3 separate regions of the Homo sapiens genome follow, and all the other regions are linked to region 1. The links are chromatin loops, found by intact Hi-C in ENCODE. Cell type or tissue: endothelial cell of umbilical vein. All regions are shown on one strand.

What was found. Peaks named below come from ENCODE experiments on the same cell type or tissue, not always from the same donor. Only the 100,000 strongest peaks of a DNase experiment are listed, where the experiment ranks them.
Region 2: a loop joins it to region 1, with 8 times the contacts of the local background. A loop is called at or near these places in 52 of 110 quality-filtered maps.
Region 3: it touches region 1 in a loop (3-fold over the local background); 69 of 110 quality-filtered maps call a loop at or near these places.

The regions. Positions count from the first base shown.
Region 1 is chr9:129,492,879-129,500,878 of GRCh38, reverse strand. It overlaps LOC124900275 (extensin-like), which reads right to left. Exons shown (of 4, transcript XM_047424330.1): 2 at 7,284-7,401. It overlaps LINC00963 (long intergenic non-protein coding RNA 963), which reads right to left. Exons shown (of 5, transcript NR_038955.1): 2 at 7,284-7,401. Among named protein-coding and RNA genes, the nearest start is that of LINC00963, 8.2 kb to the right of the region's middle. RefSeq lists enhancers at 2,408-2,975, 2,976-3,544, 3,859-4,657, 4,658-5,458, 5,459-6,258 and 1 more and silencers at 4,016-4,215, 4,746-4,875, 4,896-4,945. In endothelial cell of umbilical vein, no CTCF peak of the experiment used is centred here; DNase peaks (open chromatin) are centred at 4,068 and 4,808; H3K4me3 peaks cover 1,821 bases; H3K27ac peaks cover 2,208 bases.
Region 2 is chr9:129,330,770-129,338,769 of GRCh38, reverse strand. It overlaps LINC01503 (long intergenic non-protein coding RNA 1503), which reads right to left and starts at 1,847. Exons shown (of 4, transcript NR_120686.1): 1 at 1,782-1,847. RefSeq lists enhancers at 1,367-2,170, 2,171-2,974, 3,779-4,581, 3,565-4,764. In endothelial cell of umbilical vein, no CTCF peak of the experiment used is centred here; a DNase peak (open chromatin) is centred at 4,559; H3K4me3 peaks cover 632 bases; H3K27ac peaks cover 403 bases.
Region 3 is chr9:129,138,617-129,146,616 of GRCh38, reverse strand. It overlaps PTPA (protein phosphatase 2 phosphatase activator), which reads right to left. Exons shown (of 10, transcript NM_178000.3): 9 at 4,065-4,172. Among named protein-coding and RNA genes, the nearest start is that of PTPA, 31 kb to the right of the region's middle. RefSeq lists enhancers at 582-1,211, 2,773-3,067, 2,470-3,097, 5,167-5,216, 5,614-6,243 and 5 more and a silencer at 5,674-5,723. In endothelial cell of umbilical vein, CTCF peaks have their summits at 3,489 (motif pointing right) and 7,309 (motif pointing left); DNase peaks (open chromatin) are centred at 3,456, 4,986, 6,566, 7,246 and 2 weaker places; H3K4me3 peaks cover 190 bases; H3K27ac peaks cover 6,407 bases.

The DNA of each region.
Region 1 (8,000 bases):
CTCAGCTCAGAAGCCAGCAATGTGAGTCTCTGGCTCCTAGGGGGCCAAGAGCCAGGAGGGGAGGGTTTGCCTGGCTCAGTCTCCTTCGAAGGTCTCCCAGCCACAGCCAGATGCAAAACCACCTTTGTTCCCTGAATTTCAGGCCGTGGGAGGGAATGGGGCCAGCGCCTGGGGTGCGGCTGGGGAGGGAGGAAGAGATGCAAGGATTGAAAACTCGAGGGAGGCCTAGAGCAGCAGGGAGGCAGGACAGGGCACCCTGGGCAGCCAGATAGGGGCAGGGGTGTGGGAAACAGAGGGCGCAGAGCAGGGGCCAGCGGGGCTGGGAATAGGAGCCTCGGGGAGGCCGGTGAGGCGCGGAGAGGGAGGCCTCATACCAGACACTGTCTAGACGCAGCAATTATTGTCAGCTCGGAACACCCAGGCTCTGCCGGTTCAGCTGAAAGGGAGCTTAACAAAGAAGCAAGGGAGGAAGAAAGCAGGGAGAAAAGCCGGCTCCTGGCCTGTCGGGCTCTTTCTCTGCCTTGGCCACCCCCCTTTGTGTTCCACCAGCCCTGGTGGGGGGGACCCCAATGTGAAAGCACAGCTCAGAGATGCCTAATGGGGACACGGCTCCTCCTGGGCCCAGGGGGCCTGGCCAGGATCACTGTGTGGGTTTTTGGGAGGGAGAGGAGGGTGCTCTGGGCTGCCTCCTGCACGTGTATTTCTTTATATGGAGGCAGTGAGAACAGAATTCCCAGGGAGACAGCAGGCCTGAAAGTTTGAATCGCAATTCCCGCAGCTTCCTGCTGTATATATAGCTCTGGGCCGACTACAAATTTCTCTCAGCCTTGGTCTTCTCATCTGCAAAATAGGGAAAAGAACACTGCCTGGGCCAGGCGCGGTGGCTCATGCCTGCAATCCCAGTACTTTGGAAGGCTGAGACGGGTGGATCACCTGATGCCAGGAGTTTGAGACCAGCCTGGACAACACAGCGAAACCCTGTCTCTAATAAAAATACAAAAAATCGGCTGGGTGCGGTGGCTCATGCCTGTAATCCCAGCACTTTGGGAGGCTGAGGCAGGCGAATCACCTAAGGTCGGGAGTTCGAGACCAGCCTGACCAACATGGAGAAACCAAGTCTCTACCAAAAATACAAAATTGGCCGGGTGTGGTGGATTGAGTGCAATGGCGTGATCTCAGCTCACCGCAACCGCTGCCTTCCAGGTTAAAGTGATTCTCCTGCCTCAGCCTCCCAAGTAGCTGGGATTATAGGCATGTGCCTGTAATCCTTTTTCCCTCTTTGCTTCCATCCCAGGGAGAGTCCTTCATGCGTTGGATGGGACCTTCAAGGCCCTAAGTTTTTGTGGCTGCAGAGTCAGCTCAGAGCCATTTGGGCCAAACTCAACAGACCCACAGACAGAGAAAATGTGGCACATGTTCTCGGGCTCAGGGCTGCTACGTGGCCTTTTTCTCTCTCCTCCTCTCCCTGGCATTCTTTGCAGTTTCTGGGACTTTGGGTTCCTCTCTGGCTTCCACTTTCTCTGGGCCTCCCAGAGTCTCTGTGATTGTCTAGACCTTCATTCTCCTGCCACTACCCCAGCCACTGTCTGGAACCTGACCTTGGCTGAGCCACTGGGCCTGGTATTACAGGCAGCTCCAAGCTCAGGAACCCCAAGCTCCATCCTGGGAGAGGACAGACCAGGTCCTGAGTAAGAGGTAGGCAGGTGGCCCTGGACGCTGCCCTCCAGCCACTGGGCTCCTTGAGGAGGGGCTCAGATGCTGCTCCAGGGTTCCAGAGTGACCAGGGCTGGGGGTGGATTTTCAGAGGAGCAGCCCAGGCCCTCCTCCATCCATCATTTCCTAGTCTGGCCTGGCTGGGCCATTCCCTGGTCCTGGAGAGGTTGGAGGTGTCCCATGGGTTGTGCCTCAAGTGGAGGGCAGGGCACTTAGTGCAAGGGACAGTCTCACACACACTCACACTCACTTATACACTCACTCACACACGCACACTCACATATACACTCTCACACACATTCACACTCACACACATATACACTCACACTCACACATATACACTCACACACTCATATACACACACACGAATACTCACACACTCACATTCATATACACACTCATACACACACACTCTCGCACTCCCTCTCATACTTTTACACTCATTCTAACACACACACATGCTGTCCCAGAGCTAAGGCCCTGACACCTGCCCCAGTGACACTCCCCCACCACCAGCCTGGGTCCCTGGCTGCTGGGCACCCTCACTGTGTCTAGAGCTGGAAGCTCCCTTCCCCTCTCCCGCTCCCACATGCCCATAGCTGTCCACTGCCTGCAGATCCAGGGCAGACCCGTCTGCTTGCATCAGAGGCCCACCTCTCTGGAAGATTCCGGCATGTCCCACCATGTCACATGTGGCCCACCTCTCTGGAAGATTCCGGCATGTCCCACCATGTCACATGTGGTTCTCTTTGCCTGTCTCCTCTCTGCACCTTTGCTCAAGCTGTTCCTCCCCCTGGCACACCGTTCCTGGCTGCCCCCACCATGTCTCAAAACAAATGCCTGGCCTCCCATGAACCTGCTCCCCCATGCTGTCCTCTGCCTCGGGGACAGCACCAGTGTCCACCCACTGCACATGCCAGGGCCCAAGGAGCCTCCCCAGCCCCTCCTTCGCCTCCTTCACCCTCACACCATGCCCTGTCCCCTGTACCTCCCACACTGTCTCAGCCAGCTGCCACCATCTCCCCTGGATCTCAGTGCCACACTCCCAACCGGCTTCTGTGTCCACTCTTGTCCCTACCATTCTGAGTAAGCTTTGGCAATCTAGTCTCTTTTCTCTATAAAACCTTTCCTAAGCTTCCAGCCACCACAAGACAAGGGCTGGTCTCAGGCCAAATGACCCCCTCCCTGCCACTGGCCATAGTGATCCCCTCTCAAGCTCTTAGGTCTGTGGCTGGGGGTCCCCATCCAGACCACCCCTGTCCCTCTTGCCTCCACCAGTCTCTCCTCCCCTCGTCAGCCACCCTGGTCCTCAGGCACCCTCTTCAGGGAGGTCTTCTGCGACCTCTGCGGAGGCCAGGCCCAGGGGACCAGTGCTCCCTGCCCGCTACCCCCTTGTCATTCTTTAATGCCTTATTCATCATGATTTGTGCAGCTACCGTCTCTGCTGTAGGACTGCCCTGTGTGGGCCTGGCTGTGGCTGTCTTGTTTGTCACTGTGTCCCCAGCACCCTCCTGGGGCCCTCTCTGGGTTTGGTTTTCAGCCTGGCTCCACCAAGAGGCAGGAAAAAGGGAGCCCCAGTCCCTCCCACCCTCTCCTCCAGGAAGCCCTCCCTGGAGAGACCCTGGAGTATCAGGGGAGGCCTCCTTGCCCCTCCCCTAGGGCTCCCAAGCCCTGTGTCCCAGTGGCCACCAAAGGGCAAGGACATATTGGCTGGAGAGCCCCCAGAACAGGGCTGCGGCTGCCTTGTGCCTTCCACTCCTCCAAGCCCAGCGCCCCGCCCCACCGCCCCCCTCCCCGCCCCCGCCCGGGCCTAGGTTGATGATGCTGGGGGGCTGCTCTCAGCTGGGGCACCAGGAGGCCAGGATGGAGCTCCACAGAGCCCCAGGGGTACGGGAGAGGTGGCAGTGCCCGCTCCGCATCCATTCCTCCTCCCCAGGCCCTGCCAGCTGGCTTCTCCAGCTCCAACTGGGCTCTGCCTTTCCCTCTCCCTCCATCACCCTGCTGCCTCCCCTCCTTCTCCCCTCCTCTCCTGCTCTCTTTCCCGTTCCCTCCCCTCTCCCCATTCCCCTTCCCGGACCTCCCCCGCCCTCACTTCTTTCCTCTCCTCTCCTCTCTTTTCCTCTCCTCTTTTCTCTGAGTCCTTCTCCCTCGCCTCCTTCCTTTCTTCTTCCTGGGTTAAAAATAATCAACTTTCTGGGAAGCAGCAGCTCCTGCTGAGCCGCCCTCCCCACACTCGGGAGCCCCTGAGAATAGCTTTCTGCGGTTCTCCACTAGAGCCCCTCCCCTCCCCTCGCCGCCTCCCCGCGAGCTGACTAATAAGCCCGGCCGCGCGGTGCCAGCTCGGCTGGAAAGGCGTTAACCACTTCGTGCCCGGACTGCGCGAAAGGGGCGGACCGGCTCCCTGCAGGCCCGGGGGGAGGGGTGGCGGGCGCGGGCGGCCCCGGGACACGGCTCAGGACGAGGCCCTGAGCGGCAGGCGGTAGGCCCTCGATTTTTACTGGCGGTGGGATGAATGTTGACTTCTGACCGCCACGCCGGCAGGTCCTGCTGCTGGTGCAGCTAGCAGAGCTTAGTGGCCTCGGTGGGCGCGCCAGGTGCGACACCCAAGGGATGGGTCGGGGTCACATGGAGGGCGTGGCTGGGCCGGTGAGGCTCTCTCCCCGTGGCCCGAGGGACTCCTAGGTCCTGGCACTGGGCACCGCCTGAGGGGAAGCCGGGGCTGGGACCGTTAAAGTTCGGGCCAAGGGCAGGGAAGGGCTGAAAACTGTCCTGGGATCCAAGGACGTCCACAGCTGGTAGGGTCTTTAGCGATCACCCACTCTGCTTCTTGCAGAAAGGGAAACTGAGGCCCAGAGGGTGTGACTGAGGCCGGGACGTCTCTCAGTTCCTGTCCCAGACTAAGGGAGGCCCGCGGCCCTGCAGCCGACTTTCAGTTCGGGCGCCTCTGCAGGGGTAAGGTTGGGGGAGGGGAGGGTGTACATCAAGGTCAAAGGTGAGGGGTAGGTGGGGAGAGAAGAAGCGCTGAGCTCTGCGGGGTCCCCGTCAGCCCCGCCCACTCCGCGTGGTCCCGGCATTACCTCATCGCGGCGCGCGCTCATTGGCTGGCTCCCCCCTTGAAGGACAGCCCAATGCGGCGGAGCCCGTTAACCCTTTCCGCCCCGCGGACTCTGCCCTGGCCATGCCACCTGCCTCCGCGGCCCCCAAGCGGCTTTCAGGCGCTGGAGGGCCACGGAGAACAGGGAAGGGTAGTGTGGGAGCCGGCTTGAGGCCAGAGAGCACAGTGGTTAGAGCACAGGTCAGACAACTACGTCTTCGGCCCCTGTCCTGCGGCCGGCCGGCCGGCTGTGTGACCTTGGGGGACTGGCTTCACCTCGCCGAGCCTCCGCTAGTTTGCTCAGCTGTAAACAGGTGAATGATGTAACTCCTGCCCTTCCCAATTCCTTCTTCCCGGTGTACTTGCCAAGTGCCAGGCACACGTGGGCTCTGCGTTCTATTCCACCTTGTCTCCTCACTGGAAGAGGTACAGTTATTATTATGGGTTTTCCGGGGAGGAAACAGGGCTCAGGGCAGCAAAGCTGCCTCCCAAGGTCACGCATCAAGAAAGTCACAGAGCTGGGATTTGACCCCGAGTCTGCGGGTTCTGAGCTGTACTCCTCCCCAGGGCAAGATTCTGCTTCTGCTGGGAGGCGCTGCTTCTAGGAGCTCTCCGTCTCTCCGGAAGGAGGGACAGGACTCATACCCAGCTGGTCAGCTCGTGACAGATGCCACTGTGGCCAAATAAAACCAGAGCCCAGGATCTCCATGGACAAGGGACAGGAAGAAGGGTGAGGGCAGGGAGGGGCTGGAGTTGAATCCTCAAACAGGGAGGCAGGAGGACCCTCAGACAAAGGCAGGGGGCTGGACTGAGCCCAGCGAGGGTGCATGGAGTAGGAAGCTCTGAAGAAGCCTGCAGGATCCCCTGGGGGTCAGCCTGCTGGTTAGGGGTCAGCCCAGGGAGGCGGCTTCTCTCTGGGCAGCACCAGGGGTCAGCCTGGGGCAGGAGTGCAAGCCGAGGCCCACATACCTCATGTCTAGGTATTTACAAGTTATAAATCAAGCTAACAAACTGCTAAATAAAATATGTTCTGTTGCCGGGTGCGGTGGCTCACGCCTGTAATCCCAGCACTTTGGGAGGCTGAGGCGGGCAGATCACCTGAGGTCGGGAGTTGGAGACTAACCTGACCAACATGGAGAAACCACGTCTCTACTAAAAATATAAAATTAGCCAGGCATGGTGGCGCATGCCTGTAATCCCAGCTACTCGGGAGGCTGAGGCAGGAGAATTGCTTGAACCAGGGAGGTGGAGGTTGCAGTGAGCCGAGATCACACCACTGCACTCCAGCCTGGGCAACAAAAGCGAAACTCCGTCTCAAAAAAAAAAAAAAAGTTCTGTCCTCCTTCCTTGACAAATACACCTTCATAAGGACAAACACACCTGGAAGGCTGGGTTTGTGTTTAGAATTCTCAGGCTCCTTGGAGACCACAGGAGGAGCTGTAGCGGGTTGGGGAGCCCGCCTCTCAGCCTCTGGCCTCCGGCTTCACACTCGCCTCTTCTTTTCTTTTTGCCCCAGGTTCTGTCCTTTTCCCTGAGGGGCTGTGCATGCTCAGGTGTAGGCACTCCAGGCTGTAAGCACATGTTCTGTCCACACCCCCTGCCAACAGCCACCTCCTGGTCACTCCTGGGGTTTAGGGGTGCCCAAACAGGTGGCTCAGACAACCCTCAGGAGGATGCACACAGGACGCAGGCTGGGGCCATTGAACAGGGAACTCCAGGGCCCCAGGTGCCAGATCATGGTCAAGGGGCCCATGGCTCCAGCTGGAAATGTCTCCCTGGTCCAGGAGCGCTGCCCTCTAAAGCACAGGGCTCAAGTCTGTGGGCTGATGGCCCCAGGGTGCTGCGGCAGCTGGGGTGGCCAGAGCTGGACACGGGGTCTCCCTCCATCCTTGAGCTTGCTCCTAACCATCACCTCCAGCCATGTACCCCCGCCCCAGCCAGATTCCCCATGCCCCAACCAAATGCCGACCCTGGGGAGCTTCCCACCTCAATGAGTCAGCTCCCTTTACCCTGTCCCCACTGCCCCCCACCCTTATCCCCCTTATCCGGCTGCTCCATCTCCCGCCTGCTCCCTGGGCTCCTAGCCCCTACTCTCTGCCTGCCCCCCAACCCCCCTCCGCCACCCTAACCTCCTATCTGCCCTCCTCAGCTCAGCCAGCCAGATCTTTCTAAAATGCAAGGCTGCAGGCTTCCTTCCCTCTCTAACCAGCGCTGGTTCCCGGGCTCTCTACATATCATCCCCAGGCTCTGGAGGTCTCTCCTTTCCTCCCCTCTCCTCTCCTCGGGTTCTGAGCTCTAGCCATTTGGGCCTTCTCTCCAATTCAGTTTTGTGTGCTTTCTGCCTCACGGTCTTCATGCGTGCTACCCCCCTCTACCTGGAACCATGTTTTCTGCTCTTTGTCCCCGGCTCCCCAGACCAGCAGAAACCACATGGCGATGAGCACATGGAGTTATCAGTTTCCAGTGTGTTTCCTACCTGGCCTGCAGGCAACAGGAGGACAGGCTGGGTCAGTGCTGTTCACTGCTCCATCTTCAGTGTCTGGCACAGAGCAGGTGTCACTGAAGTTTCGTAAGTCAGATGCATCTGCACTGGGCTTGAAATCAAGACACCACAGCAGCTAATGTCTATTGTATGCTCACTGTGTCCTGGGCCCTGCTTTTAAGCATATGACATGTATTAGTTCACTTATTTCTCACAACAATCTTTGAAATAGGAATGATTACTATCTCCACTCTACAGAATGAGGACACTAAGGCACAGAGAAGTTCAGAGACTTAGGCTCACAGCTGGCCAGTGACAGACCCCGATTTGAACCCAGGCAATGGAGCTCCAATGCTGAACCACCTCTTGCCATCTAGCCCCAGCTGGGCCAAGGCCTTGCTGTGGGTCCCTGGGCCAGTGTCTCCACTTCTCTGAGCTGCAGCTTTGTTTTTTTTTTTTTTTTGGGATGGAGTTTCGCTCTTTTTGCCAAGGCTGGAGTGCAATAGTGTGATCTCGGCTCACCGCAACCTCTGCCTCCCGGGTTCAAGCGATTCTCCTGCCTCAGCCTCCTGAGTAGCTGGGATTACAGGCATGCACCAACACGCCTGGCTAATTTTGTATTTTTTAGCAGAGACAAGGTTTCTCCATGTTGGCCAGGCTGGTCTCGAACTCCCAACCTCAGGTGATCTGCCTGCCTTGGCCTCCCAAAGT
Region 2 (8,000 bases), 160 kb after region 1:
ACAAATTAATAATGTTTACTAAAACAGACCCGGACTTAGGAGTGTCCAGATATCGCCATATCTGAAGAACAAAGGCATTCCTAATTTTGCTTTAAAGATAATAATATCGATTCTTGCAAAATATAGTAATTAAGAAAATTAATCCTTTATCACAAACCCTTGTAGCAGAGCAAATCTCCCCATATATACAAGCATTGTACCTAGGGTGGATGCGTTCCTCGCTCCTCCTCTTACTTTCAGGAACATCCTACTCTGTCTACGGAGTAGCTGTCTTTTTACCGCTATCCCTTTTTTTTTTTTTTTTTTTTTTTTGAGATGGAGTCTTGCTCTGCCCAGGCTGGAGTAGCGTGATCTCAGCTCACTGCAACCTCCGCCTCCCAGGTTCAAGCGATTCTCCTGCCTCAGCTTCCCAAGTAGCTGAGACTACAAGCATATGCCACTACACCCAGCTAATTTTTTTTTTTTTTTTTTTTTGTATTTTTAGTAGAGACAGGGTTTCACTATATGTTGGCCAGGCTGGTCTCAAACTCCTGACCTCAGTTGATCTGCCCTCCTCGGCCTCCTAGAGTGCTGGGATTACAGGTGCGAGCCACCGCGCCCAATCCCTTGTACTTTCTTAATAAACTTGCTTTTGCTTTTCACTGTGGACTCATCCTGAATTATTTCTTGCGCGAGATCCAAGAACCCTCTCTTGGGGTCTGGATCAGGACCCCTTTCCCGTAACACACTAACACATACACACTGAAACTCACACATGCACTAATATACACTCCCCTACTCCCACTGGTGCACACACACCAGCACACTCACAATGACACGACACACCCAAGCACACACGGACACAGGCGCGCACACACGGACACAGCAGTGTGTAACTCTGGGTCTCCGGTGGGTCTGAGTGGTCTGCTCCACGGTGGGTCTCTCCTGAGGCTGGAGCCTCCTCTCAGAAATGTTTCTGCCCCCAGCTGCCATGTGGCCTAAAATCCTGACAAATTAGGAAAGATTCCTTTAAAACCAGCACTTCGGATTTTAGGCTTAAGCAATATTTGGAAAATGTGAGGCTCAGTCCCCCAGCTCGCTGGGCTGTGGGCCTGTCACCTGGCGCGCGTGGGGGCAGGCAGGAGGAGGGGGCTGGCTCGTGGTATGGGGCGAGCCCGGGCAGATTTGGGGCACAGGCAGGCACGCGGACACCCCACCGCTGAGAGCCAGAGAGACAGCAGAGGGCCGTGGGGATCAAAGACAGGGCTCTGGAGGGACCCAATCCCCACCCACTCTCTCTGCAACCCTCCCCAAGGGACTTCACTCCCGCAAACCTCAGTTTCCCCATCTGCACAATGGGTGTGAACCCGGGACCCACTTCATGGGCTAATGCGAAACTTAAATGACACCGTACCAATTAAGTTATAAGCCCTGGAAGCCCAAGAAAAGAAAGCGGTGGTGCGATGGGGGAAAAACCACCATCCCCGGCTTCCCGCGTGTAACGGGGCCGAAAATAACCAGCATTTTCCTTTTCTCTGCGGCTGAAGCCCACGCTTCCCAGAGGACCGGGCCTGCTTATCAGGAGCAGAGCGGCTCGCTCGGCTGTCTCCGCCAGAAGGTGACTGTGGGGGCCCGGCTCCCCTCCTGCCTCCAGCCCGACTCCCACCAGGAACACACCAGCTCCTCCCCCCGCCGCCCCTTTCAGGTTTCCGCCCCACCCCCAGCCCGCAAACAATTTTGCATATATTTAAATCTCCTCTGCGAGTTCCCCCTCCCCCGGAAAAAGAGAGAAAAGAAATTACAAAGGCCGTCATTTGTCTCCGTCCCCGCACCCCATCTATCAGGGCCCGGAGCCCGTCGCCTCGAATGAGGCGCGCGCCCGGGACGGCCGCTTTAATGGGGCGCCGCGTGTGACTGTGCAGCCGCGCGGCGGGCGCAGCCGGCCGGCATTTGCATACATATTAAACGGAGCAGTAAAAAATGCAGACATGCAAACCATTTGGACGGGCTCCTCGGCGTAGAGCCTGCCAGGAAATCAATCTTCTGGTTTCTTAAAGGCAGCCTGCTCGGGAGGAGGTGGCGATGCCACACAGCCCGCAGGCCGTGGGAGGGGGCCATCGTCTGTCCATCTGCCTGCGGGAGCAGCCGTGGGGGTCCTTCCCGGCCATGGAGGAGCCACCTCCTGGGAGCCAGGGGCCGGGGAGTTGAGTGTGGTGGGTCCTGGCTCAGCCGGCTGTGTGCCCTGTAGTAAAAGGGGTCCCCTCTCTGAGCTCCCCCTCACTGGGTGCTGAAGATATTTCCTTTCCCTTTTGCTAGGCTGGGGCTTAAGGGACTAACCCAAGATCACTGGGCCCCTCTATGCAGAGCCTGGGTCTCTAAGCCAGGTGCGAAGAAGGATGGCCAAGAACACAGGCTCTGGGGGCGGGCGGCCTAAATTCAAAGTCAGGCTCCACTCCCCAAGAGCTGTGTGATCTTGGGCAAATGCATCAACCTCACTGTTTCCCGTAAAAGGGGGATCAATATGCCTCCCTCTTCGGTATGCTGTTGGATTGAAATAGGTCAGCCTTGTAAAGCACTTGGCTCATTGCCTGGCATGTAGTAAGTGCTCAATAAATAGTGGTAGAACAATGTGTAGGAGGGCCCTTGGTGTTATTGGTATGTTTTTCTTGGTGAATATCCCTCTTTATATCTGCATAGTGTGGCAAGCCACTCCTCCCAGAGCCTCCTTACCTGTAAAATGGGGTGTTTTGATTTTCACGGGAACTGCTAGCTGTGTTCTAGAAGGCACTGGGTCCCTGCTGTGTGCTCCCACCCACCCGCTGATTCCAGCCAGGTGTGGCCAAACTGGCGCCTCTGAGGGCTGCCCACAGCCTGTCTTAGGCAAAGCCCAGAGCAGGGATGGGGGCATACCCCCAAACTGACCATACATCTGTGGGGCCAGGAAAAGGCAACTGGCCCTGAGCCTCAGCCTAGTGAGACTGGGGCCTCTCTGAATTCCATGGCACAGATAAGGAAACCGAGGCTCAGAGAGGTGTGGCAAAGCCAGGAAGCTTGAAGGTGGTGCCTCTGGGATGCAAGCCAGGTGTGCCCAACTGCAAGGCCACCTCCCCAGAGGTCCCCCAGAGAGGAAATACTGCCGGCAGAGGGAGGAGCTCATCCCACAGTGTCAGGGAACACAGCTTCCCCCCAAAGGAGGGGGGTGCTTGTGGAGAAAGAGCTGAGTTTTGCGTCTGAGCCCAAGTGAATATTTGGTACTCATGAAGGTCCTTCCTTTTTTTTTTTTTTTTTTTTTTTGAGATGGAGTTTTGCTCTTGTTGCCCACGCTGGAGTGCAATGGTGTGATTTCAGCTCACTGCAACCTCCAACTCCTGGGTTCAAGCGATTCTCCTGCCTCAGCCTCCAGAGTAGCTGGGATTACAGGTGCCCATCAACACGCCCAGCTAATTTTTTGTATTTTTAGTAGAAACAGGGTTTCACTATGTTAGCCAAGGTGGTCTCGAACTCCTGACCTCGGGCGATCCACCCACCTCAGCCTCCCAAAGTGCTGGGATTACAGGCATGAGCCACCGTGCCAGTTTGGTCCTTCCTTGAAAAGACCCAGAGGAAGAGGGGAGAGAGGGTTTTCAAGAACCAGCTCAAGTTTGGCCTTCATTCATTTACTTCATACTCCCGGAAGCGAGGAACAGAGGTGACCAAGGTCCCCAAGACCTGGCCGGGCAGTGGGCAGTGGGAAGTGGTGGGGAGTTAATGGCAGGATGGAGGGGTGCACCTAGACCAGTGGGTGCACTGTCCTCTCTGAGACCCTGGGGATTAGGTGAAGAGGCCAAGCCAGTGCATTGGGGTGGGGGGGCTTTGCCTTCTGTTGGGAGAGGGTCCCCTGTGGTTCAAAGCTTCCCAGCTGAGTGGCAATGTGACCTCCCTGCTGTGTGTGGGAGTTGCAGCCTAGAGTTATGGGAACTAAAGAGGCCAGACCCAGAGCTGTGGCCCAATTCACTGGTGTCTTGCTGTGTGACTTTGGAAAAGGCCCCGCTTCTCTGGGCTGGGGTGGCTGAGCCAACTGCACCCCTGCTCTGTCTCTCAGGGAACCCCTCTCTTTCACTCTTGACCTTCAGGCTATCTGGGCCTCTGTCCCTCCACCTCCCTCTGCAGCTGAGTGCAGGCCGCCCCCACTGCCCGGCAGGCAGCCCAGCCGGGGTGGAGGAAGCCGGCAGGGCGGGAAAAGGCGGGAGGGGTCCGAGTTACAGGAACCAGCAGGGCCATTGCTCAACTAGGGAGCCTGGCCGCGGGCCTGCCTCGGCCCCCACCTCTAGCAGCCCGCCCTCCTCCTAGCTCTGCATTGCAAACATTCCTCGCCAACCTCGGGTTGCTGCAGCCCCGGAAGGGGGAACTGCAGCAGACACAGCACCAGGCCGCCAGAAACACTTAACCCCTTCGCTCCTTCCAGGCAGAGCCTTCAGGGGGAGGAAGGAGGGATCTGGGCGGCAGCCGCGGCAGTCCTTCCCAGCCTCTGGGTGACCGGGTCAGGTGATTTGCTGGCAGGCCCGGCCACTGATTACCAACCTGGATCAACAGGTTGCGCGTTCATGACTCACCCAGCAGACATTTCCGGAGCTCCCCCTGGGTGCTGGCAGCAGGCATGAAAATCCAAGAGCGGCCCCAGCATCGGGGGTGGGATGCGGGTCTCATGAGCAGACGTGTGTTTTAGATCATTACAGTGATGAGAGCAACCAAGACGTGCAGGGTGAGCCTGAGCACAAACTAAAGTGGCTCAACTCATCAGGGAGGGCTTCTTGGAGGAAGCGACACTTAGGGAACCCTGTGAGAGCAGAGGGAGAGAGTTCCAGGCAGAGGAGGCAGCAAGTGTGAGGCTCTAGAGGGAAGAGAGACGTTCTCATGTTTCAATCTGTGTTTCTGGAGGAGAGAGAGGAAGGGGAGGAAAGCCCCAGGTGGGAGAGCTTGGCCCATGCCAGGTCCCAGAAGGCCTTGAGGCCACTCCCAGCATGAACCGTCATCTGAGGTCAGTGAGGAGCCAGGGAAGGGCTTATGTGTGGAATGACATGGTCAAGTTTAGCTCTAAGCCCTAAGACGCCTTGAATAAAAAACAGAACCTTGGGCTGAGCGCGGTGGCTCACGCCTGTAATCCTAGCACTTTGGGAGGCCGAGGCAGGTGGATCACGAGGTCAGGCTATCGAGACCAGCCTGGCCAACATGGTGAAACCCCGTCTCTACTAAAAATACAAAAATTAGCTTGGTGTGGTGGCACGCACCTGTAGTCCCAGCTACTTGGGAGGCTGAGGCAGGAGAATTGCTTGAACCCAGGAGGTGGAGGTTGCAGTGAGCCGAGATTGCGCCACTGCACTCCAGCCTGGGCAACAGTGCAAGACTCCGTCGCAAAAAAAAAAAAAAAAAAAAAAAAAAAAGCCTGGGCTCAGTGGCTCACACCTGTAATCCCAGCACTTTGGGAGGCCGAGGCGGGTGGATCACCTGAGGTCAGGAGTTCAAGACCAGCCTGACCAACATGGAGAAACCCTGTCTCTACTAAAAATACAAAATTAGCCAGGCGTGGTGGCACATGTCTGTAATCCCAGCTACTTGGGAGGCTGAGGCAGGAAAATCGCTTGAACCTGGGAGGCAGAGGCTGCGGGGAGCAGAGATCATGCCATTGCACTCCAGCTTGGGCAACAAGAGCGAAACTCGTCTAAAAACAAAAACAAACAACAACAAAAAACAAAAACAGAACCTTACTGGAAAGAGGCCGCTAACATATTTTCATGTACAAACCAAATGGACTCTAAGACCAGAACACCTGAACCACGCCAAAGTGCCACCAGCAGGACACGTTTCAGATGGCAGCTGGGCCTGGTACTAGGCTCTCCTGCAGCCTACATGGCCATTCTGCCATCCCAGGCCACATAGAAATCTGCAGGCTCAGGTTGGTTCTTCCTCCTGGGTTGGGGTCAGCACCTCCCATCTCCCAGACACCACTCCTGCATACAGCTGGAGTTCAATAAATGCAGCAATTAATCAGAGTGTTAAAGTTGGGAGGGGCTGAGAGATCATCTAGGCCCACAGCCTCCTCGCTTTTTTATTTTATTTTATTTTTGAAATGGAGTTTCACTCTCGTTGAAGACTCAGAGAGGGAATCCCTGGCAGGGGGGCCTGGAATTTACAGCCAAGATGCCCACAGAGCATGTCCAGAGAGGAGGCCAGCACACCCAGCTGCCCAGAACCTCGGTACCCACAGGAAAGACCCCAAAATCTCCCCACCAAAGCTCCCTTCCTTTCCCTACCTCTCACAGGGCCTGTTCTCTCTATACCTGGTCTATTTGTTGGGACAGCAAACGTAGCCGGAGTTCCTCTAAGTCCTGCTCAGCCTGGTGAGACTTCCAAAGGAAAACATGCCCAGAATCCTCCCTCTGTTGAAAATCATGCCCCAACAGGACAGGAAGGGGCCGGGCAGTCTCCATGCCTGCACATGCCCCCAGCAGAAGAAAGGGCTGAGCTCCTCCCAGCCTCCTCGGGGATCACCCTGCGGGAGGCCCCAGCAGTTACCACAGTCTGTTTTGTGGCTCAGGGTCCACTGTGTGTCACTGGATCCTTCCAGGCAATGGAATTTCTAGAAAGGTTCCTTCAACCTGGGACACCACCACCTTGGTGACCCGCCACCAACTCTGCCATGTGAAACACCTTACAGGCCTTGTGCTGGGCCAAAGATTCACTCTCCGAATCCTCATCACAAGTGGTGAAGTTTGCTGTTATCATCCCATTTTGCAGATGGGAAACTGAGGTCCGTGAAGTCACTTGCCTGGATCACACAGCTCATGACCAGTATGGGTCGGCCTGGGACACAGGCATTCTGGGGCTCACCACCAGGTGTTCCACGTGTCACCACTAGACCTCCCAACCAGGGAGCCCTGCCGCTGCCCCAGCCTGGAGACGTGACACTTCTCCCAGCCAGGAGGCTCCAGTGAAACCAGGGATTCCCCAGGCTCACCCTGACTCCTCATCTTGTTAACGTATTTAATCCTCATCCTGTACATGAAATAAATATTTCATCTCATCTATTTATTATTTGTTTATCGTGGGCATTTATCCATCCTAAGCTTACTCTCTGCTCAAATCTTCTCCACACGGGTTCGCTCAGGTTACCAATTTTGTCTCAGCTTCCATCAGGCAGAGCCACGTGTGTTGCCATAGCCAACATCACAAAAAAATCTCATTTCATGCATTTCATAGGCATGAGTGGCCTGACTTGAAAATATCAGTGGAACCTGCTCATGGGGACAGGGGTTGCATAGCACCCTGAGGCCCATGAGGTACCTGGTACAGAGTGAGCACCCAGGAAGGGAGGCTGGGTTATTAGTACCGCTGTTTTCCAGGGCTTGGTGTGGCTGATAAATTTTTGGTCTCTTCCCCTTCTCTTCATATCACAGGTTAACAGGTTCACTTCCCAATGTTACTCATGTCTACAAAATGGTAAGAAAAAGCAACTGTGCAAATGAGGCAAGTTACATGTCCTGGTACCAAAGTGATGGTTACTAAGGCAGTTGGCCTCCAACATGGTCTCCAAACAATTCGCACCTCCTGGCATTCACACATTTCCACAATCAATCAGGCTGGCCTGCATAACCAATAGGATACTGAGGAAATGACTGCATGTACTGTTCAAGGCTAGGTCATAAAAGGTACTGCAGCTTCAGTCTCACTCTCTTGCATCACTCACTCTGAGAAGCCAGCCGCCATATTGTGGGGAAACTCAAGCAGCCTGCTGAAGTCTGCATGGCATGGAGCTGAAGCCTCTTTGTCAGCCATGTCAGTGAGCCATTTAGGAAACAGATCCTCTATCCTCAGTCAAGGCTTCAGATGACCACAGCCCCAGCTGACATCTTGATGGCAACCTTAAGACAGACCAGCCAGCTAAGCCACATCTGAATTCCTGACCCACAGAAGCTGAGATACTAAAATGCCTATTTTAAGCCACTAAGTTTGGGATAATTTGTACTCCACAGTAGGTAAGGAAC
Region 3 (8,000 bases), 350 kb after region 1:
CCGTTCTGGGCATGCGAGGGTTGGATCTGCCAAGACTGACCAGGGCCTCCTCCCACACCTTTGGCCACAGAAAACAGAGTATGTTAGGCACCTCCTGGCTGGGGTGGAACAAGACTTATGGCCTCAGAGAGAGTAAGAGCCTCACTCTGTGGCTGTGATCTTAACCTCCAACTAACTTAGAGACAAACGGGTGCTATGACTGGCCCAGGTTCCCTCTCCTCAAAAATCAGCTGTGGAACCTAAGAGGGAGAAGCACCAGGGTGACGAGTGGGCCAAAGAGGCGCCAGGAGGGGAGGGAAAGAAGGATGGAAACCAAGCTCATGGTGGGGTGGGGAGCAGAGCCCTGGCCACAGCCAGGATCCTGGGCCTGAGACACAGAATGCGGGAGCAGGGAGCGGGAGGTGGTCCCTGGGCGGGAGGGGGAGCAGCCGCAGATCCAGGCCAGAGGCCAAGGCAGCTGCCATGGTGCTTATGTCATCCCAGAAGTGGTCATAAGAGCCCCCCCACCCCCCAAGGGCCCTGGAATTCCAGAAGGGGTCAAAGGTCAACCTCCCTCTAGCTCCCATAGAAGAAGTTGCAAGGCGAGAAGGGGTGGAGGCAGGGGTTCTTCCCATTCTGCCCACAGGACCCCAGAGCCAGCCCCCTCAGAGCCACAGGAGCTGGGCCAAGGAAGCCTAAGGCTCCAGGGCAGGAGGAGCCTCCAGCCCAGCCTTTCTCCCAGCAAGGCCCTCCCATGTACCTGGGCGGAGCAGCGGCTTCAGACTGCCCCCTGACCTTCCAGCCAGAGGTGATTCAAGCTGGGGAAGGGACTCCCTGGGTCCTGACAAGGTCCTTCTGAAGGCAGCACCCACACAGCCATGGCCCAGAGGAAAGACAGACCCTCCCCCCCGCCGCCCCGCAACCACACAAGGCCCCTGAGAGCACTTGGTTCTTCGGTCAGAAAGGCTGGGACAGAGCAGAGTTAGACCCAAATCCTGAGGCCACCTACTGCCAGGCTGGTCAGACTTCTGTGGCAGCCCAGGAGGCTGACTCCCCTCAATCAACCAGTTCTGACTGGAGACCCAGCCTTCCTACCCACCCCTGGACTGCAAGACTGGCAGGCCTTGGAGGGCCTCCTTAGGGGCTAAGAACTGGCCTGAGAAAACAAGCCCTCTCCTTGGACCTCTGTGTAGGCAACATGCCAGCCCATGGGCCCTTCGGGACCAAGGACTAAGGGCTAGTTGCTAGTAAGTTGTCAATGAGTGTTGAACACTGCAAAGACTTGGTGATCTTTTTTTTTTTTTTTCCTGAGATGGAGTCTCGCTGTTGCCCAGGCTGGAGTGCAGTGGCATGATCTCGGCTCACTGCAACCTCCACCTCCCAAATTCAAGTGACTGTCCTGCCTCAGCCTCCTGAGTAGCTGGAATTACAGGTGCGCACCACGATGCCAGGCTAATTTTTGTATTTTTAGTAGACACAGTGTTTCACCGTGTTGGCCAGGCTGGTCATGAACTCCTGACCTCAGGTGATCTACCTGCCTTGGCCTCCCAAAGTGCTGGGATTATAGGCATGAGCCACCGCACCCAACCAGTGATTTTTTTCTTTGAGACGGAGTCTCACACTGTTGCCCAGGCTGGAGTGCAGTGGTGTGATCTCAATTCACTGCAACCTCCGCCTACCAGGTTCAAGCGATTCTCCCGTCTCAGCCTCCCAAGTAGCTGGGACCACAGGCATGAGCCACCACACCCAGCTAATTTTTATATTTTTAGTAGAGACGGGGTTTCCTCATGTTGCCCAGGTTGGTCTCGAACTCCTGGCCTCAAGTGATCCACCCACCTCAGCCTCCCAAATTGCTGGGATTACAGGCAAAGACTTGGTGATCTTTTTTTTTTTTTTTTTTTGAGAGAGTCTCGCTCTGTCGCCCAGGCTGGAGTGCAGTGGCACCATCTCAGCTCACTGCAAGCTCCACCGCCCGGACTCACGCCATTCTCCTGCCTCTGCCTCCCGAGTAGCTGGGACTACAGGCACCCGCCACCACGCCCGGCTAATTTTTTTATATTTTTAGTAGAGACGGGGTTTCACTGTGTTAGCCAGGATGGTCTCGATCTCCTGACCTCGTGATCCGCCCACCTCGGCCTCCCAAAGTGCTGGGATTACAGGCGTGAGCCACCACGCCCGGCCTGACTTGGTGATCTTAAAGTCAGGGAGTTCCAGCGTCACCCTATACAGGAGCCTGTCCCCTTCCCCACACAGCGCCGGCCTCAACTAGGGCTAGAATCTCCCTTTTTCAGATTACTAGAGAGCTCCCCCATCCTGAGTTGGTCATTTTCAGTGTCCTCTTTGTGTTTGCCACCCTGTGCTCAGCCCCCACGGAGACCCCGACAGCCTGTGCAGAGTGGACAGTCCCTGTGTTCCTGCCACACCATCACCATTTTCAATCCGAATATGCTCCTCCCTCATCCTCTGGCAGCCTGGAGTTCTTTTGTCTCTGGAAGGGCAGGTGAGAGAAGGGGACAGGGTCTCTTGCCCTATCCTTTGGGCCTTAGAGCCTGAGTCGAGAGAAGTTTAGAGTCACTTGAATTAAGAGGCTTGTAGAGAAGACAGTACTTCAGGTACCAAGCAGAGAAGGCAGCCAGAGTCCTCTCTTTGGCACACAAGGGTTGGGGTTGGGAGGTGGCTGGTGGGCGATGTGCACCTCTCACATGCTCAGACACCCTGGAGGCGGGGCACAGCAGAGTGAGAGTTCCCCAGCAGCCCCCACTGTGGGACAGGCGGGGGTGGGGTCAGGAACATCAGGACACCAGAGGGCAGTGACCCAGGGCAGAGTCGGAGTGGAGAGCCGGGGGTGGCCAGCTGCAGCCGGAAGGAACCTAGGCAGCTCCAGCCAACGGGCTCTCAGGCCTCTCAGATTAGAGAGGTATGTGGGCTGGAACCTAAACACAGGATGTGAGGTCCAGAGGAAGGGGACCAAAGGGGGAGGGGGCGGAAGGGAGTGAGGGCCCGGTCTGTTCAGTTCAAGCCTCATTAACCCCTTCAGGACCAAGTGCAGGGAGCCAAGCCAACTGGAAGCATCTGTGCTCCCCCACCCCGCTGGCCTCTGGCACCCTTCCCCGTTGTCCCGCCTCTGCTGATGGGATCCAGGAAGCTCTGGGTCCAATGAAGACCTGGAGCAGCCCCTTCCCAGAAGAGAAGGCCGGCCAGGAGTCAAGAGATGGTGCCCACAGTACAGTGTCTGAGGCCATGAACTAGTCACAAGGGCCAGCCTGAGAACAGAAAGAAGGGACTTTAAGGACCCATCACTCCAGGTGTGGAACTTCACATCCAGCCCTTCCCTGGCCAAGGTCAAGCAGTTCTAGAATTAGTCTTCCCAGGAAGTGGGAGGAGCTAGCAGAAGGGACAGAGTAGAAATAAAATGTCTCCTCCCCACTTGGAAGAGAGAAAAGGCCACCTCCTTGGCTGGGAGAACAGTGCCAAGAGGGCAGGAGACACCCTCGGCTGCCTGCCAGCAGGGGGAGCTCCAGGAAGCCTCAGCTCTCCTCTCCTCAGCATCTGATTTGAGAGCAGGGAAAACCATTTGCATCAAAATCCCTGAAGCGGTCCATAAAAATGCCAATTCTCGGCCTACCCTCAGACCTCCCACCACTCAGTGATCATACACACTAACATTTGAAGGCAGCACTTTGGAGATGCCTCCAAAGGGTAAGACCCTTCCCAGGTATGCCATGGGAGAGCCAGACTCAGACTGCCCGAGCTTTGAGGAGCCTTTGGCCACTTGATAAAGGAGAAGGGAGGCCCCCATCGCCCCCACTCCCCATGCAGCAGGTCCTTGCCTCAGCCTCCAAGCTCATCAGGACAGAGCTGGACTGCAGCTTTTCGGGGCTGGGGTGGCTGGTGCTTCTCTGACTGCCCATGCCCCAGATGGGAGATTCCGAGGCCCCAAGTGTCAGAGGGGCTGGCCTAAGATTCAGAGCAAAACAGTGGGGTAGGAGGAAGCAGGAGCCCCAGGTTCCACATCTTTTGCTTTGTCCCCAGCCCAGGACCAAGTGCGGCAGCAGGGACGGGCACACTGGCCAGCCCCCACTCACCTCGGCCTTATACATGCGGATGAGACCCTGGTTCACTTTGGACCAGGAAGGGACGGCGCTGATGTTCCACAGCTGGTTGGAGTGCTCTGCAAATGGGCCAGTCTTCATCTGAAAAAGAGAAGCCACAAGCTGAAGAGACAGGTTCTGGCTGGGAGCTCATCCCTCCTCCCCTGCAGCAAAGTCACACCCATGCATGCACACACACACACACACAAACGCACACGCACACAATGCACGCGCAGACACTTGGGGACCAAGCTATAGCATCTGCCTGAGGGGCAAACATACAAACAGGCACATGCAAGTGCCAGAGACAAGGTTCCCCTTTGGCCCTCAAGGCCTGCTAGGAAAATATAACATTCCTTGCCCACCTACCCGCAGTCACCCCTCTTTCTCCCACAGCCAAAAAAAGGGGGCCTGATTCCTATCGCCCACCAAATCCAGCAGCCTCAGGAAGATAAGATCTCCACCTGAGCTTCTGGTGTCGTTCCCACCGACTCCCCAGGAGCCTCAGAGCGCCTCTCCAGCACAGGGATTCACTTGGGTTCAGATAAATAGCAGCAGCAGCTAGGCCCCACCCCTCCAGGCCCACCCCCTCTCCCCCAGGCCCCCCCACAGGACACGTGGTCTGCACCTGCCACCAGCAGAGCTAGAAGAGATGAGGAAAGGGTCAATTTGCAAGAGGACCAAGGTGGGTATGACCAAACCCAGGTATCCGACAGCCCTCTGCCTGCCATGCAGGCAGGGAAGAGAGGGCCGATGGGAGGCAGGGGTGCCTGAAGCAGCAGCCAGCCTGGCCTGGCCAGGAGGTGGGGAAGGGGTGGCCGCCACAGCAGCTGAAAGAGGCAGGCACAAGGACGGCTCCATTCCTGGTCCTCCCTCTTGCCAAAGAGTCTGACCCTCCAGGACGGAAGAGAAAGATTCTGCAGCCAGCATGAAGTTCCCATGACGTCAGAAACCACAGAGGGACGCCTGTGTGCCTGAGCATATCCCCCTGACACCGCAAGTCCAGCACATTTGTATTTATTAACCAAGCAGTTCATAATTCCCCTCGACACAGCCCCCCAGCTCATAGGCAGCATTTACAGGGGAACAGGGCTCTGTACCCCAGACCCATGCTGCAGAAGGAAGACTCTGCAAAGAGGCTGAATCTGGCAAAGAAACAGAGACTTGGAAGGTTCTAGAAACATGCGGGTGTCAGGGGAGACTGGGTTATTTTTTGAAGGAGAAAAGATAAGCCAGAAACGCTCTCCAAAAAGGGGCATCAGTTCACCACAAGAGCCCTCAGGAGCCCCCACTCTTGAGCCATGGGCTGCCACCTGGTGACCCACTCCTGGCAGGCCTCTTACTTCTCTAGTAAGGGCAACTGTGACAAAACTTTTAAGATTTAAGTCAAAAAAAACCTGTCATTTTATCCCCCTCATTTCCCTCCCCTGGCCCAGGTTCCCAAAAAGCCCATCCAAACACCCATGTTCAGGAGCAAGGACAACAGGCTCCTCCCTCCCCTCCTCTTCTCTCCCAGGCTCCACCACAGCCAGGCAAGAGCCCGAGGCACCCAACAGAGACAAAGCCCACTCTGGTCCCTGGGGGCCTTGTCTTGGACCACTCGCTTCACTCAGAATCACCCCAGGCTCTCTCCTCCAGGAGGGCAGCCAGGCACCCCGAGCCTACAGGGGCCTCACCTCTGGGGAGCTTTGTTTCAACTGCCCTGCTCAACCACACTCCACCCCCAGCCCCTCCCCCACCTCCCCACCCTACCCCACCCCTTCCCCAGTCTGCAGGCTCCAGCCCTGTGCACACTTCCAGGCCCAGGAAAGCTCAGGGAGCATGGAGCTGTGTAACCAGTTTCACTCTCTGGACAGGGCCCTCTGAGCAAGCAACCAGGAGGCACCCTGTCGGCTTTGTCGGCTTTGTCTGCCAGGGGCCTGCCCGGCAAGGGCTCCGAGGCAAAGGCAGGCAGATGGGCACTGGAAGACAAGAGCCCCTGCCTCCTGGCCAGCCTCGCCTACCAGGGCCAAAGAACAGATCCTCAAAAGGCCTCTGGCAGAGCCAGGGCTAGGCCCATGTCCTGGAGCTCCAGTGGCCCTGGGCCCCTACACACAGAAAGGCCAGAGAGGTAGTTTCTTTGGAGGGGCTGCAGGCTGCCCCCAGGCCTTCAGTACCCCAGGGTCTCCCTAAGTCCTTCAGGGAGGTTACAGTCCTTTGCCTGTAACTCTGGCAAAGGAAAACAGACGAGTGGGAGAAAAAGGAATCGGGGCTGGAAGACAAAGAAAAAATTAGCTCATTCTAGCCACAAAGGGAGAAGAGAAAGAACCAGAATGAGCGAGCGAGCTGCAGCCCGCAGTGACCCCAGGGGAATCGTGTGAGTCAGAGCAGCCATATTGAGCAGGAAATTACTCACAGACGCTGCGTTCCTGCCTCTCCACTCCCCAGAGAATCGGCCTTTTGTAAATGGCTCCTCTGTCAGTAACTGGGGGGATGGGCGGGGGTGGGGAGGCTCTGCACAGCGCCTTCCTGTCAGCTCCTTCCCTTCCAGCTGAAATCTGATCCCTCCCTTCCCAAAACTCCAAATTTAGAAGCCAGATTGAAACTGAAATTCTTTTCCTGCCTGCCCTGGGCTCTTAAAGGCGCCAGGGCTGCATTTACAGAGGCTGTAGAGGCCCTGCAAGGTGGGGTCCCTCACCTAGGATGCCCACGGGTATCAGGGCAGTCTTGGCATGAGACCCTGAAAGGGCTGCCTGATTCCACTCCCAAGTTCTCGGTGTTTTAGTTAATCTCCCAGTTAAAAGAGCACCATGGTGAATCCAGGGTCTCCAGAGGAAACACTGCCTCCTTCCCAAGCAAGGCGTACAGAACTCCATGCAAGCCTCCAGGTCCCCAGTGAGCTAGGCCAGGCCACTCACCAACTAGGGACTGCAAAATGCTGCTCACTGCTCCGAGGTGGAAGAGGGTGGGCGCTCTGGAGAACCAACACAACGTGTGCTGCAACCAGCGGCCACGTGGCAAGATGGGCCCTTGCTGCAGCCACCCCGGCTCCTGGGCACACTCCTCCTAGGGTCTACTGTTGAACACCATGCCCAAGAGCCTAGACCCAAAGTGAAAACCCGGACCTGTGGAGAAGGTGCGGAACAGCCAACAACTCTAGGCACGCCCTCCCCTCCCTGTTCCTTCTGCTGCCTCAAATAAATGTCACCAAACCCTCTCCAAGTTCAGTGTGCCTCTCCTGCCACCTAGTGGCTACTTTGAGATTTCCTCTACTGGAGGAACTGGGTCCCAAACTTTGGAAAAGCTTTTGGGGTGTTTATACCAACAAAATCAACCAACCAACTAAAGACAAAATTTTACCATGGAATCAATTCCCAAAATCCTGGAGGCCAGGCCTGGCATGCCTCCTAGTTAGAATACCGACAGGGACCCAGAGGCCTGGCCAGCCGCCGGGGGAGCCCAAACAGCTCAGCCTTTCAGCCACACCCAAGAACTCAGTGTGGCATCTGCACCCTTCTTCCCACCCTGCTCCTCCAGCTTATCCTGAGGTCCCCCAGGGCTCCGCAGACCCCCACATTCCACTCCACAGAGAGCAGCGCGTGACTGGCTTTCAAGGCAGTGAGCCAGGCTGCCCCCAAGTCCTCCCGACCTTGGGCCTGCCACACTGCTGAGGGCAGCAGATCTCCGGGAATGAAGTGGTGGCCGCCCAGCCGTCAGTCCCGGCTCCATTTGCTGACTTGGAAAAAATGTGTCATTCCCCTCTGGCCTCTGGAGTTTGGCAGAAGCCTGAGCCGAATGTTGACCAGGAAGAGCCTGGAGCCAAGGCTGCTGGTTATAACCCAGCTTTCTCCACCTCGTCGGGGGCTCAGAATACACAGCCCGGACGGAGAGCAGCCCCCGTGGCCAGCATCCACAGGCCTGCTAGGAACCTCACTGAGGCAGCAGACATCC